3 separate regions of the Homo sapiens genome follow, and all the other regions are linked to region 3. The links are chromatin contacts, found by Hi-C or POLR2A ChIA-PET in ENCODE. All regions are on one chromosome and are shown on one strand. Each heading gives the region's core, a stretch centred on a gene start or an enhancer-like site at or near the end of the contact. The rest is flanking DNA. Distances are from core to core; before and after follow the strand shown.

Region 1 (4,936 bases), core at 2,423-4,922, 1.4 Mb before region 3:
TCCGAAAATATTCTTTACTGTATTTATTCTCAAAAGTTGGCTGGGCATGGTGGCTCACTCCAGCGACAGAGCAAGACTCCGTCTCAAAAAAACACTTTCGGAAATATTGAAAACTGACCCAGCATGGTGGCTCACGCCTGTAATCCCAGCATTTTTGGAAGCCAAGGAAGGCAAATCACATGAGGCCAGGAGTTCGAGACCAGCCTGGCCAACAAGGCAAAACCCCATCTGTATTAAAAATACAAAAAGTAGCCAGGCATGGTGGCACATGCTTATAATCCCAGCTACTTGGGAGGCTGAGGCAGGAAAATCGCTTGAAGCGGGGAGGCAGAGGCTGCGGTGAGCCATTGCACTCCAGTCTGAGCAAGAGAATGAGACTCTGTCTCAAAAAAAAAAAGGAAATATTGAAAATACTGCCTTAAAAAATAATCGCCGTTTTATTTTCAACGATGCTAAAATTGAGACGAACAAGAGAAAAAAAAAGGGAAAAAGGCAGTTGCCAGTCACTGCAGTGCCGGACACCCTGCTATGGAAACTAGTCAAATCCTAGGGTAACTTCTAAAGCACTTACCATACAATTAAATAGCCTGACAAGCCTGATCTGAATTTATAAGGCTGCAATAAAAAGCTCAACTTTTACACAAATTGGGTACTCCTTCCCACAAGCTCAAAGCGTCTAGTCTAGGAGAAACTGCCCACACGTAGGAAGGAAATAAATGAAGTAACTACACCATGAAGACACAACGCCTTGATCACTCTCAGCCCAAGCATCGGTTACACGTGGCTCATGGATTCCCAAGCGGTCTCCAGGAAAAACAGAAGAGAACAATTCTCAACACTAAATAGCAAATAGAAAGAGAAAGAATAGTTAATGAGCCAAAAAAGACATTTAGAGTTAAAATCCTGGATCAGCTGAAACATTAAACTGAAAGGATGATTACAGTTTGAGAAGCTAATCTGTACCAAAAAAGTAATAAAGCAAGACAGGGACTCCAGGCCACCTCTGGCCTGCTCCTTGGAAGACTTGGCCCTTCTGGAAAGAACTGATACAGTCACCTACGGTCTTGCACAATGACCCTGAAGGGCAGCTCTTCTCATAAAGCACAAAACCTGCGTTACCACAACCAGGAGGGCCATGACAAAGTCGGCTTCCTGAGCCTTAGTCCTCAGGACCAGATGCCTCACCTGTCACTCTGGCCAACACTGCACCTTCAGGGCCACGTGGGCCCGCTGAGGACCCACAGCCGTCACCCAGCCTGGCCAACCCTGTCGTCATATTAGCATCCTCTGACTCTTCCCAATTCCAGAAGTAATCTACGTATTAGAAATCTGTGAATTCGATGGGCTCAAATAATGCTTTTTAAAAAAGTAGCAGAATATCCAAGGGCTCAAAATAATCATTAAACCAAAAGTTTTGATTTTTAAACCATAATAACAATTGAAGCGTTAGAAAGAACACTGTTCTGAGCAGGAGAGTCTGGTGGGCCAAGCAGTATAGACCCACTGGGAATTCTCAGCAGCCTACTCCACCTTCAGGGACAAGTTTCCTCAGGACTGAGGGGCGTAGACTAGATGTTCCCAAAGTCTTTAGTTTGTGGTGTCCTTCCTGCTTTTCATGCTAAAATGTCTTTTATGAAAAAAAAAAGTGTAATATAGTAATGGTCACAGTAACTGACAGCGTTTTTATTTTTTAATTTTTCACTTTTTGAGACAGGGTCTCACTCTGTCGCCCAGGCAGTGGTGGGATCTAGGCTCACTGCAACCTCCACCTCCTGGGTTAAAGTGATTCTCGTGCCTCAGCCTCCCAAGTACCTGAGACTACAGGTGTGCACCAGCACACCTGGCTGACTTGTATTTCTGATAACCTTTTTTTCTTTTTCTTTTTTTTTTTTTTTTGAGACGGAGTCTTGCTCTGTCGCCCAGGATGGAGTGCAGTGGCAGGATCTCGGCTCACTGCAAGCTCCGCCTCCCAGGTTCACACCATTCTCCTGCCTCAGCCTCCAGAGTAGCTGGGAAATCCAGGTGCCCGCCACCACGCCCGGCTAATTTTTTTTTATTTTTAGTAGAGACGGGGTTTCACCGTGTTAGCCAGGATGGTGACCTCGTGATCCACCCGTCTCGGCCTCCCAAAGTGCTGGGATTACAGGCGTGAGCCACCCAGCCCGGCCCTCTGATAGCCTTTTAAAAATACGTTTAAATCATAAATTGGCAACTCCATGTTATTCCCGAAATTGTCCTGGTGTATCGCTGGCTACATCAGCAAGGGTATTTTTATTTTTCTCACTCTAGTATCAACTTAGCCAATCTGCAGAGGCTGATGTGTTCCCAACTTAAAGGCTTAAGAGAGCTAAAAAACAAAAGAAAAACAAATGAGACCAGCTCTCATCAGAAGTAGCTTCAGGAAAAAATCTCTGAGACAGGAAGCAAAAATATGCCTGTAAATCCAATCAAGGTTGAGATGAAGGCAAAGCTGGCTGTTATCGGCAATATTAAAACCTGGAAAAATAACTCTCTTTATAGATTTAGCGCAAGAGATAAAGAAAAATCAAACTGGAATTTCACAGGGTGCCTGTCCCACTAAGGAAGTCTCTGGAGATGGACAATTCTGAGGGGCAGGAGGACAAAATCACCGGCTCTGCCACAAGCTGTTCCTCCGATCCAGACCTTGGGAGGTCTGACTGGTCAGCTCTGGGGACACGTAGACCCGCAAACCTGCCACCGGGTCTTCGGTTTTTGCCGTACCCCCAGCTGCTACACTCACAGCACACCCAGCCATAACGGAGTACCCCATGTGCCCTCTCCCACCCTCTCAGATTTCTGGTTGTCATGCAAATGCCTGGCTCCCGAAGTGAGCTCCACCCTGTCCCCTTTTTCAGGAAAGAAAAGGGGAGGCGCTGGGCTCTCAGAACACTTCCAGGGCACTCGGGAACCCCTCCCTCGGTGGCTTCTCAGGAACACACGGACACCCTCGCTGGAACTTCTGCACGAACCGGTGGCACAGCCCGACGATATCTCCCACCTCGGGAACCCCAGCCACGCTCCCGCGCCGCTCGCCAGCCCCGCCCCGGGCGCCCTCACCTTCCTCGCTCACGTCGTCCACGAAGTCCTCGGGGTCGCTGAAGGAGGGCTCGTCCGCGTCGCCGTTCTCCAGCGCCCGGGGTTCGGCCTCGGCCGCTCTGCCCTCGTTTCCTCCCGCGTCCTCGGACACCGCCTGGGCCCGGCTGTCGGAGCGCTCGTCCCGAGCCTGCTCTCCTGGGGCCTCGCCCTGTGCCGGGACAGGGGGCTCAGCATGCGACCCGGGCAGCTCCTCGGCGGCCGGCGGCGAGGGCGACTCGGACGGGCCGGAGGCCGCCTCTGCCTCGGCCGCCGGCTCGGTCCTCACCTCGGACTCCGGCCCGGCCTCCGCGATCCCCACCTCCTCACTGGAGGCCTCGGTCCCCGCGGCCTCCGGAGCGCCGGGCCCCGCGGGCCGCAGCAGCCCCTCGGCTGGCGGCGGCTCGGCGGCCGGCTGCTGCTGGCCGGGCTCGGCGCGCTCCTCGGCCGCCTCGGGCACCGCCACGTTCTCCGCGTCCTGCATGGGCCCAACGCTGCCTACTCGCAGGGCTCCGCGGCCGCCGCGCTTCCGACTCTCCCAGGCCGCACCGCGCGCCGCGACGGCTACAGCCCAGCCATGTGCGTGCGACGGGGAGGCCGCACCAAGGCCGCGGGGCGGGGGGCGCACCCACGCCCTGGGGCCTCACGAACGACCCTGAGAGGACTCGCATCCACAAGACCGCGCCCGAAAATCATCAAACTGATATATTTGTGACAAGAAAGTGCTTAATTCCATTCAGCAAGGTTGTTTCTGTGCATCAGTAAACTCATGGGAGCATTGACCACCCCATGTGTGGCAGCAGATGGTTCCGTCCAACATGGCGTCCTCCCCCTTTCCTTTCCCGTCGGACGCTGCGGGGCGGGACTGAACTATTTGTGGAGCTGAAGGCGGGGACAAGAAATGATTTTAGTACCCGGAATGCTAGGAAAATGTCCTCTAACTCAACAGTTAATACCCTGGAAGAGTGGAGACTCAACAGGCGATTGCTCAGGGCGTCTGAGCCTTTCGCTAGGGAAACCGTTTAGTTTACGTTACTAAAGTCCCCCCTGTCCGTGTCTGTCACTTGGACTCGCCTACTGACTGAGCAAAAGGACAGACTACTTCAAAATAGAAAAGGAATTCGGGGCGAGCCAGAGAGGGCCCACACGACTAGAAGGACGACTGCCTGGCGCGATACAAAAATGTATGGAAGTTTCTTTAATCGCTTACCCCCAGTCCTTCCCTAGCGGCCGTCACTGCCTGTTTCCCCCCATTCGGGCTTTCACAGTGGTTCAGTCCATCCGAGGCCGCCGCCTTCAGCGCGGGACAGCGCGGGTCACGTGGGGGCGGGGGCGGGTCCTCGCCGCGTGGAGCTCGAGGCTGACTCCGGAGGGACCGGAGCGGTTCGCTCTGCGCGGGTGCTCACGGGACGGGCATTGGGTGCATGTGGCTTCTATCTTGTTTTTTGCCGGAGTGGAGGACAACCACTGGTTGGGGGATGTCTTAATCATCCTAGAAAACAACCCAGTGGATCACGCCTGTTATCCCAGCACTTTGGGAGGCTGAGGTGGGAAGATCGCTTGAGCTTAGGAGTTGGAGACCAGCCTTGCCAACATAGCACCACCACCCCCCGCACGCCAGCCCTCATCTCTACGAAAATTAAATAAATAAATAAAACAGGTGGTACCCAGAGGCTGGGGTGGAGAGTGGGGAGTGTTTATCGGGGACGGACCTTCAATTTGGGAGGATGAGAACGTTTTGGAGATGACGGTGGTGATGGTACAACATGGTGAATGTACTTGATGCCACTGAACTGTATACTAAACTTCATATTAAAATGGCTAGGCCCTGCGCGGTGGCTCA
Region 2 (4,567 bases), core at 938-3,437, 1.9 Mb before region 3:
GCGCCCGCCACCACACCCAACCAAGTTTTGTATTTTTTAGTAGCGACAGGGTTTCGCCATGTTGGCCAGGCTGGTCCTGAACTCCTGACCTTAGATAATCTGCCTGCCTTGGCCTCCCAAAGTGCTGGGATTACAGGCATGAGCCACCGTGCCCAGCCATATTTGGCCTCCTATGGGAGGTCATTTCCACAAACAAGCAAGACTTTCTAATCATTTTCCAAGGATTACAAAATCTTGACTCATAAGTGATACAAATTCATGGCATGATTTGTAGTATTTGTAGCAAGTGACAAATAATACATATTATGTGCATTCAAGGTTGTCAGGGAGTTGGTTTTTGTTTTGTTTTGTTTCTGAAACAGGGTCTTGCTCCGTTGTCCAGGCTGGAGTACAGTGGCACGATCATAGGTCACTGCACCCTTGACCTCCTGGGCTCAAGTGATCCTCCCACCTCAGCATCTCAAACTGCTGGGACTGTAGTTGTGAGTCACCGTGCCCAGCCTTCTGGGGAGTTTAGATCTGTGACTAAGCAAAAAGAACAAATCTGGAGGCATCACTTTACCTGACTTCAAACTATACTATAAGGCTATCGTCACAAAAACAGCATGGTACTAATATAAAAATAGGCACAGAGACCAATGGAACATAATAGAGAACCCAGAAATGAAGCCAAATACTTACAGCCAACTGATCTTCAACAAAGCAAATGAAAACAAAGTGGGGAAAGGACAGCCTATTCAGCAAATGGTGCTGAGATAATTGGCAAGCCACATGTAGAAGAATAAAACTGGATCCTCGTCTCTCACGTTATACAAAAATCAACTCAGGATAGATCAAAGACTTAAATCTACAACCTGAAACCATAAACATTCTAGAAGATAACATCGGAAACATCCTTCTAGACGTTGGCTTAGGCAAAGACTTTGTGACCAAGAACCCAAAAGCAAATGCAACAAAAACAAAGATAAATAGATGGGACTTAATTAAACTAAAAAGCTTCGGCACTGCAAAAGAAATAATCAGCAGAGTTAACAGACACCGCACAGAGATTGGACTTTGGGGACTCAGGGTAAAAGGTGGGGGGTGGCGAGAGATAAAAGACTACACACTGGGCCAGGCGCGGCGGCTCACGCCTTTAATCTTAAGGGATACCTGAGCTCCTTCTAGGAGGTTCTGATTCAGTAGATCTGGGAGAGTCAAGAATCTGTAATCAGCTGATCTCTATCAAGAGCTGATTTTGGGCTAGCTCACGTGCTAAGTGTTTGGTAAGTTCATGTTCTCAGTTTATATCTTCATGACGATTTGAGCAATGTCAAGCCATAACCAATGTCGTCAATGACACCCCCGTTTTACAGATGAGGAAACGGAAGCTAAGAACATCCAAAAGGGTTTGTTGGGGGGGGTGGGGAAAGCTGCTAAAAAAAGTTATGCAACTAGTACACCTAGTAACTGGTCGACTGGAGATTCCAACTCAGGCCCAGCAACTCCAGACCCCACTCTCTCAATCACTGTGAGACATAAGACTTTTGGGGGAGCTTCTGGTGATTTTAGTGATTAGTCAGCTTTTCGCAAAGCCTCCTAGAAGCCCATGCCACTCTCAAAGGGTGCATGTGTTTGAAATTTATGGCCCATCCCCCTCCAGTGTTTCTGGAAGGAAAATAGTGTAGAAACAAGATCATCGGAGGGAATACGACGAGCAGCTGAACCTCTTATCAGCATTTCCCAGCCTTTGGGCTACTCCGCGAGGTCCTGGTCTCACAGGCGGACCCAATCTGGGAACCAAGGGAGAATCTTTCTGTACACCTGGCACTTCTCGTCACGCCCCGTCCCCCGAACACCCAATCCAAAGCCCGTTGGGCACGTCTGATGTCCACTCAGAGCAATTATAATTGGCCATGGCGGACGATCGCTCCGCCTCCCGGGCGACCCCGCCTCCCTTTCATTCTGAAAGAAAGAACCTCAGCCTGGGCGTCCAATGAGAAGCGCCTTCACCTCAAAGATCCCGCCTCTTTCGGCGTCGACCCCGCCCCGAGGCCGGAAGGGATGCCCGCCTCCCTTGGCGAGATGAGCCAATCGAAGGGCTCTCACGGCCAGATGGACGGCAGCCGGCCCAATCCGCCGGGCCTCACGCGGCGCCGCCCGCCCCTCCGCCGGGCCCGAGTGGCGGCCGGGCGACGAGTGCGGGCCTCGGAGCGACTGCAGCGGCGGCGGCGGACGCGGCCTGAGGCGAGCGGCGGGGCGTGGGGCGGTGCCTCGGCCCGGGCTCGCCCTCGCCGGCGGGAGCGTCCATGGCCCCCGGGCGCCGGCGGGGCGCGGCCGCGGCCTGAGGGGCCATGTCCGGGGTGGTGCGGACCCTCAGCCGCTGCCTGCTGCCGGCCGAGGCCGGCGGGGCCCGCGAGCGCAGGGCGGGCAGCGGCGCGCGCGACGCGGAGCGCGAGGCCCGGAGGCGTAGCCGCGACATCGACGCGCTGCTGGCCCGCGAGCGGCGCGCGGTCCGGCGCCTGGTGAAGATCCTGCTGCTGGGCGCGGGCGAGAGCGGCAAGTCCACGTTCCTCAAGCAGATGCGCATCATCCACGGCCGCGAGTTCGACCAGAAGGCGCTGCTGGAGTTCCGCGACACCATCTTCGACAACATCCTCAAGGTGACGCGCGCCCCCCGCCCAGCACCTGCACCCAGGTGGGCCGGGGCGCTAACCCCCGCCCCGGGCCCCTCCGTGGTCCGCCGCCGCGGGCGGGGACCCCTGGGGCGAGGATGCTGGATCCAGCCCCGCCTGCACCCCACTCCCCCCCGACCCATTCCCCGAGGCCTGCTGGCGTCGTCTCTGCCCCACCCCGTCTCGCCCTTTTTGAGATGGGGTCTCGCTGTGTTTCCCAGGCTTGAGTGCAGTGGCGCCCTCACAGCTCACTGCAGCCTCGACCTCCCAGGCTCAAGCCCTACTCCCTCCTTAGCCTCCCGAAGTAGTGGGATTACAGGCGCGCACCACCAGCCCAGCTAATTTTTAAGTTTTTTTTTGTAGAGATGGGGTCTTGCTGTGTTGCCCAGGCTGGTCTCAGTCTCCTGGCCTCAAGTGATCCTCCTGCCTTGGTCTCCCTCAAGTGCTGGGATTATAGGCATGAGTCATGGCGCCCGGTCTGCCTCTGCCCTCTCTAGGGTGCCTGGGGACCGTGGGAGTGGGAACTCGGGCCAGCTTCTGGGGATGGGGAGTGGGGGCTTGGCACTTAGCCCCCTCCTGGATGTGCCCTAGCAGAATGGTATCTGTCCATTTCCCACTGGAAGATTTGTGGGATAGGAGCCCAACCGGCCGTGCCCTCCGGCTGAGCTTAGAAGAAGAGCAGTGGAGACTGGACGGGAACCAGCCATGAGTCTCTTTTTACTTTTCTGTTTTTTTAGAAAGGCTCTCACTCTCTTGCCCAGGCTGGTCTCAAGCCATCCTCCCACCTGGGCCTCCCAAAGTGCTGAGATTACAGGTGTGAGCCACACTTTCTAATACGAAAACTTCAAATGTATACAAAAGTAGAGAAAATAGTAGATTGACTGTAAAGTACCTACAGCCCAACTAAAGCAGTCATCAATTCTGTGCCAATCCTATTCACCTGTGCCCTCCCCATGGTCTCCAAGCAAATCCAACTTTGTGTAGTTGGATTAGGAAACGTTTTAGGATGTATATGAGTGGCTAAAAGATGAGGCCTCCATGTAAAAACACAACCGCAGTACCATTAGCAAACCTAAACATTAGTAATAGCTCATTATCACCAGATATCCAGTGTTCAGAATTCCTCCATTGTGGCATAATTGTTTTGTGTGACTCGACATGCATTGCAATGAATCTCCAGATTCTCCTGTCTCTTGCTTCCTTTTTTCTCTTCGCCATATTTGTGAAAGAAGCTGTAGAAGTCGGCCAGGTGTGATGGCTCGTGCCTGTAATCCCTGCACTTTGGGAAGCTGAGGCAGGAGGATCACTTGAGGCCAGAAGTTTGAGACCAACCTGGGCAACACAGCAAGACCTCAGTGCCACAAAAATGAACACATTAGTTGGGCATGGTGGAATGCACCTGTAGTCCCAGTTGCTTGAGCGGCTGAGGTAGGAGAATTGGTTGAGCCTGGGAGGTTGAGGCTGCAGTGAGCCATGTTTGGGCCACTGCACTCCAGCCTGAGTGGCAGTGAAAAAAAATAAAAGAACCATAGAGTTGATAAAGTCGGGGTTCCAGTCTCTCAGTACCGTGAGCCTGTGTTAAAGGGCCTCAAGGAAGATCTGGAGGAAACTGATGATGAGGGAACAGTGCAGCCTTGCTTACACCTAGATAGCGTCCTTTGTCCTCCCTCCCTTTTTCCTTCCTTCCTTTCCTTCTTTTCTTTCCTTCCTTTCTTTTCTTCCTCCCTTCCCTTCCTTCCTTTCCTTCCTTTCCTTCCCGCCTTCCTTTTCTTCCTTTCTTTCTACCTTCCTTCCTTTTTTCTTTTCTTCCTTCCTCCCTTCCTTTCTCCCTCCCTCCCTACCTCTCTACCCTTTCCTTGTCCCCTCACCACTTTTTCCCCAGCCCATTTTGGGGAAACCAAGTTAGAGGCGAG
Region 3 (5,096 bases), core at 109-2,608:
CGGGTGTGGTGGCGCATGCCTGTAATCCCAGCTACTCTGGAGGCTGAGGCAGGAGAATCTCTTGAACTCGGGAAGTGGAGGTTGCGGTGAGCCGAGATCGTACCACTGCACGCCCGTCTAGGTTACAAAGTGAGACTCTGTGTTGAAAAAAAATATATTAGCTTAGCTGGGTGTGTTGGTGGCGCCTGTAATCCCAGCTACTCGGGAGGCTGAGGCAGGAGAATTGCTTTAACCTGGGAGGTGGAGGTTGCAATGAGCCAGGATCGAGCCACTGTACTCCAGCCTGGGCAACAAGAGAGAGACTCCGTTTTAAAAAACAAAACAAAGAAATAGGGTTGCTGCTGATATAATTAGTTAAGATGAAGTTATTGGGACGGCCCCTAACCCAACATGACTGCTATCCTTATAAAAAGAGGAAATTTAGGTTGGGCATGGTGGCTCATGCCTATAATCCCGGCATTTAGGGAGGCTGAGGCAGGAGGATTGCCTGAGCCCAGGAGTTAAGGACCAGCCTGGGCAACATAGGGAGACTCCATCTCTACGAAAAATAGAAAAATTAGCCTGGTGTGGTGGTGTGTGCCTGTGGTCGCAGCTACTCAGGAGGCTGGGGTGAGAGGATCGCTGAGCCCAGGAGGTCGAGGCTGCAGTGAGTCGTGATCATGCCACTGCACTCTAGTCTGGGCAACAGAGCAATACCCTGTCTCAAATAAATAAATAAAAATAGTAAATTTGGACATGCGCAGGACACCATGGGAACGTAGGGGCCGAGACCAGGTGGTGCTTCTGCAAGCCAAGGAACCTCACAGGCTGGCGGCCCCCAGAAGCTGGGAGGCTGGGACTGTCCCCAGGGCCCCCACTCTGCCCACTGCTTGGACTCCAGACCCCAGGACTGAGAGCACATTCCTGTTGTTGAAGCTGCTCGGTGGTGTCACCTGGCTCCAGCAGCCGCAGGCAGCGAGTCCACAGGCTCTCCTGTCCCTCCTGTGCCGCCTTCCTCCCCGGATGGGCCCCGTGATGAGGTCTCTGTGCGATGGGGAAACCGAGGCCCCAGCAGACACCTGGGATGCAGAGACGCCGGCACCGCTATGTGTCCTCGGGCAATTCGCTGAACCTTTCTGGGCCTCGGTTTCTCACCAATTCCAAAAGCTGATTCTGCTACCGACTGCTGTGAGGGTCCCAGGGGACGGGAAAGCCCGGGCAGCGCCCACCGGGGCTCAGGAGCTTGCTGACTCCGAGGGGGTGGGGCCGGGCCTGGGCAAGGGGTGGGGCCGGGCCTGGGCAAGGGGCGGGGACGGGGCCTGCTCGACGTGCTCGGCGCTCCCGGGGTGCCTGCTCGGCGCTCCGCCGGCCGCCCTGCGTACGCTCGCAAGGCGCTCGCAGACTCCGGAGTCGCCAACATGTCGACCGCCATGAATTTCGGGACCAAGAGCTTCCAGCCGCGGCCCCCGGACAAGGGCAGCTTCCCGCTGGATCACTTAGGTGAGCGGCGGAAGGTCGGCGGGCAGGGGTCTGCGATGGGGGGTCTGGGTCGCGGCCCAGCGCGGAGCCCTATGGGGTGCCGGCATCTAGCGCGGTGCAGGCGGGGAAACTGAGGCACGGCGGCCCGCCCCTCCGCCCCACCCAGCCCTGGGTCACTGCTGCGGCATGGACCCTGCAGGTGGGAGCTGGCAGGACCGTGGCCCCCGTGACGAGGGCAGCGACACCGACTCCTTGCGTCAGGCTTCCGGGTCTCCGGCTCCGCCCTGACTCACCCGGCGGGCTGTCTGTGCCCCGGGTTTGCAGAGCGGGGCATTCGGCGGCCACGAAGCCCGCAGCTGCAGCCGAGGCTTAGACGGTGCCTAGCGATGTCTGCTGCAAAGCTCAAAAGTGCTGCTGATCTCCCAGTGCTTCTGGCCGTATTCCGGTGGGGTTGCCTCCGTGGACATGAAGGCTTCGAAAAAGGATCTGTGGGCCGGGCGCGGTGGCTCATGCCTGTGATCCCAGCCCTTTGGGAGGCCGAGGTGGGCGGATCATTTAAGATCAGGAGTTCGAGACCAGCCTGCCCAACATGGGGAAACCCCGTCTCTACTAAAAATACAAAAATTAGTTGGGTGTGATGTGGCTCGCCTGTAGTCCCAGCTACTCGGGAGGCTGAGGCAGGAGAATCGCTTGAACCGGGAGACGGAGGTTGCAGTGAGCCGAGATCGGGCCACTGCACTGCAGCTTGGGCGACAGAGTGAGACAACGTCTCAAAAAAAAAAAGAAAGAAAAGAAAAGAAAAACGATCTGTGAATTACTGTTTCTTTCCCAACATTTTATTGTGACATTTTCAAATAGCAAAAATGAAAGAATTTTTACCCTGAACTCTCCTGTGACCATCACCTACATTGCACCTTAACCTCGTACTGGGCTGACTTTACCTCGTTGTGGGTTTTTTCCATTGTTGTTTTCAGCATGTTTATGAAGGAAACAAGTTTGGGTTTGATTGTTTTTGTTTTGAGACACGGTCTCACTCTGTTGCTTAGGCTGGAGTGCAGTGGTGCAATCATAGCTCACTGAAGCCTCGGCCTCCTTCCTTTCTGGACTCAGGGGAGTCTCCCGTCTCATCCTCTAGAGTAGCTGGGACTATAGGTGTGCAGCGCCACACCCAGCTAATTTTTTTTTTTTTTTTTTTTTTAGAGATGGGGTTTCCCCATGTTGCCCAGGCTGGATTATTTATTTATTTATTTTTGAAATGGACTCTCACTGTGTCGCCCAGGCTGGAGTGCAGTGGTGTGATCTCGACTCACTGCAACCTCCTCCTCCCGGGTTCAAGCGATTCTCCTGTCTCAGCCTCTAGAGTAGCTGGGACTATAGGTGTGCAACACCACACCCAGCTAATTATTATTGTTTTTTTATTTTTTATTTTAAAGATGGAGTTTCCCCATGTTGACCAGGCTGGATCATTTATTTATTTATTTTTGAAATGGAGTCTCACTCTGTCACCCAGGCTGGAGTGCAGTGGTGTGATCTCGACTCGCTGCAACCTCCGCTTCCTGGGTTCAAGCAATTCTCCTGCCTCAGCCTCCCGAGTAGCTGGGACTACAGACACCCGCCACCATGCCCGGCTAATTTTTGTATTTTTAATAGAGATGGGGTTTCACCAAGTTGGCCGAGCTGGTCTTGAACTCCTGACCTCAGGTGATCCGCCCACCTCTGCCTCCCAAAGTGCTAGGATTACAGGCGTGAGCCACCGTGCCCAGCCTGGATTATTTTTAGGAGACAAGGTCTTGATCTGTTGCCCAGGCTGGAGTGCAGTGGTGTGATCAAGCTCACTGCAGCCTCGAAATCCTTTGCTCAAGCGATCTTCCTGCCTCAGCCTCCTGAGTAGCTGGAACCACAGACGTGCGCCACACCTAGCTAACTTTTAAGGTTTTTTTTGGTAGAGATGGGGGTCTCACTGTGTTGCCCAGGCTGGTCTCAAACTCCTGGGGTCAGGTGATCCTCTCAGAGTGCTGGGATTACAGGTGTGAACCACTGCGCCCGGCCTGAGGAAACAAGTTTTGAAAGGAAAAGCAGCGCAGCTCTTAAGGCTGTTGTGTGGTTGCATCACTTTTCACTCTGAAAAGAACATGCTGTTTTCTTTCTCGTTCTAGGTGAATGTAAAAGCTTTAAAGAGAAATTCATGAAGTGTCTTCATAACAATAATTTTGAAAATGCTTTGTGCAGAAAGGAATCAAAAGAATATTTAGAATGCAGGATGGAGAGGTGAGTACAGCTAAGCGTTATGATTTCCACCTCCCACTACTCCAATTAAAACTTTTTTTTTCCTGAAAGGCCATTACAGTGTGTCTTTTTCAGGCCTGGGATTCAGCTTGTGTTTTTCAGGACTGTGGAATTGTTTGCCCTTGAAATGGAGGCTTATCAGATGAAATTGTACCAAAAGCTGTTTCACAATCTTGGGAACCTCTTCTTGAGCGATAGCGTTATACATGATTGCATTCCTGAGAGCATTTTCTTTCCACATTTGGTTGCTACCGACCTGTCATTAAGGTTTCCAAATCGTGCATCATAATGCTGACTGAGTCAAAAGACCGAAGGTCGTGGGTACACAGTTTCTTTCTTTTGCATTCTCAGATGTTAAAAATATGCACTGGGTTGTTTTGCTCCACTTTGAGTTGTTGGGAATGTGACAGGGAGGACAATAGACTATTTAAGAAATGATGAAAGATGAATGATTCTTCCTGTCGTAACCAGAACTCACCAACGCTCACTTTTAAACAAAACAAACGCGTTCGTAGCTATGATCCCCACAGCTTTTACTTAAAATAAGAGCTATTCTAATCCCTTATGCAAAAAAAAGCATGTAGCATATAATTATATGATGGTAGTGGGAGCTTTTATTTTTGCTTTTCGAGGCCATGATTAGCTCACTAAGCATTTCGGTCTTCAGACAGCTGTGTCTGTGCTGAAGACAGGTTGACAATTCGCCCATCCACTTTGAGCTCTTTTCATGTTCCCATAACATACTCAGACATTTCCCTCAAGGCAAAAATCCGTTGTGCCTTTCCGGCCACACAGGTGTGTTCGGGGTTATTCGTGTGGACATTTGGGGCCGTAAGGATGATGGGCCTTCTCAGCGGTGTGGACTTCAGTGAGGCCACGTTCTGCCTTTGGGGCTGTCGCTTAGGCTCTTCCAGGGCTCACATTTGTCCAAGGGCCACACTGAATCTGTCTCTTACCATCTCTGATTGTTTAAGTAGCACGCTGGCTGGAGCCACGTGTTTAAATTAGTCTTAAATTAATGCATCTTTAGAAAACTGGAACTGAGAATTTCTCCATGGCGCTGCCAAGCTTTAGAGACGGTGTGAATTGAGCTGTGTTCATGTGAGGGTGTGAGCAGGCCTCCTGCCTCATGCTCAGCTTCCCCTTGAGACTCCCGAGGACAGCTGGGAGGAAGGGAGCCAGGGCCAGTGCCTCAGGTGGTCTCGCAGATTGGCCAGGCAATGTTTAGGCAAATGTTCAGGGCATGTGTTCTGATTTCATTGTTTTTTTATTTTTATTTTTATTATTTTTTTGAGACGGAGTCTCACTCTGTCGCCTGGGCTGGAGCGCAGTGGCATGATCTCAGCTCACTG

Evidence for each region. A loop is a pair of places that touch in the nucleus more often than their neighbours do. ChIA-PET counts read pairs that join two places held with the same protein, here RNA polymerase II (POLR2A). Pooled maps may share reads with other maps.
Region 1: a pooled map shows a loop between it and region 3 (17-fold over the local background). The contact joins the promoter of EIF3B here to the promoter of COX19 in region 3. A Hi-C loop is called at or near these places in 7 of 50 pooled maps. POLR2A ChIA-PET finds 5 or more read pairs at or near these places in 3 of 52 experiments (A673, T-cell and activated CD4-positive, alpha-beta T cell).
Region 2: a loop to region 3 is called in a pooled map, with 18 times the contacts of the local background. The contact joins the promoter of GNA12 here to the promoter of COX19 in region 3. A Hi-C loop is called at or near these places in 5 of 50 pooled maps. POLR2A ChIA-PET finds 5 or more read pairs at or near these places in 2 of 52 experiments (OCI-LY7 and T-cell).

Annotation. Positions count from the first base shown.
Region 1 is chr7:2,353,563-2,358,498 of GRCh38, reverse strand. EIF3B (eukaryotic translation initiation factor 3 subunit B) reads right to left here and starts at 3,672. Exons shown (of 19, transcript NM_001037283.2): 1 at 3,079-3,672. The coding sequence starts at 3,577. It also overlaps a transcript of SNX8 not described here. RefSeq lists silencers at 3,216-3,325, 3,376-3,465, 3,646-3,785 and enhancers at 4,586-4,655, 4,326-4,881.
Region 2 is chr7:2,841,928-2,846,494 of GRCh38, reverse strand. GNA12 (G protein subunit alpha 12) reads left to right here and starts at 2,187. Exons shown (of 4, transcript NM_007353.3): 1 at 2,187-2,642. The coding sequence starts at 2,334. RefSeq lists enhancers at 1,694-1,823, 1,806-2,100, 2,063-2,880 and silencers at 1,994-2,323, 2,664-2,713.
Region 3 is chr7:971,811-976,906 of GRCh38, reverse strand. COX19 (cytochrome c oxidase assembly factor COX19) reads left to right here and starts at 1,358. Exons shown (of 3, transcript NM_001031617.3): 1 at 1,358-1,479; 2 at 3,615-3,726. The coding sequence starts at 1,398. RefSeq lists enhancers at 372-1,252, 1,884-1,953, 1,253-2,135 and silencers at 1,184-1,463, 1,484-1,643.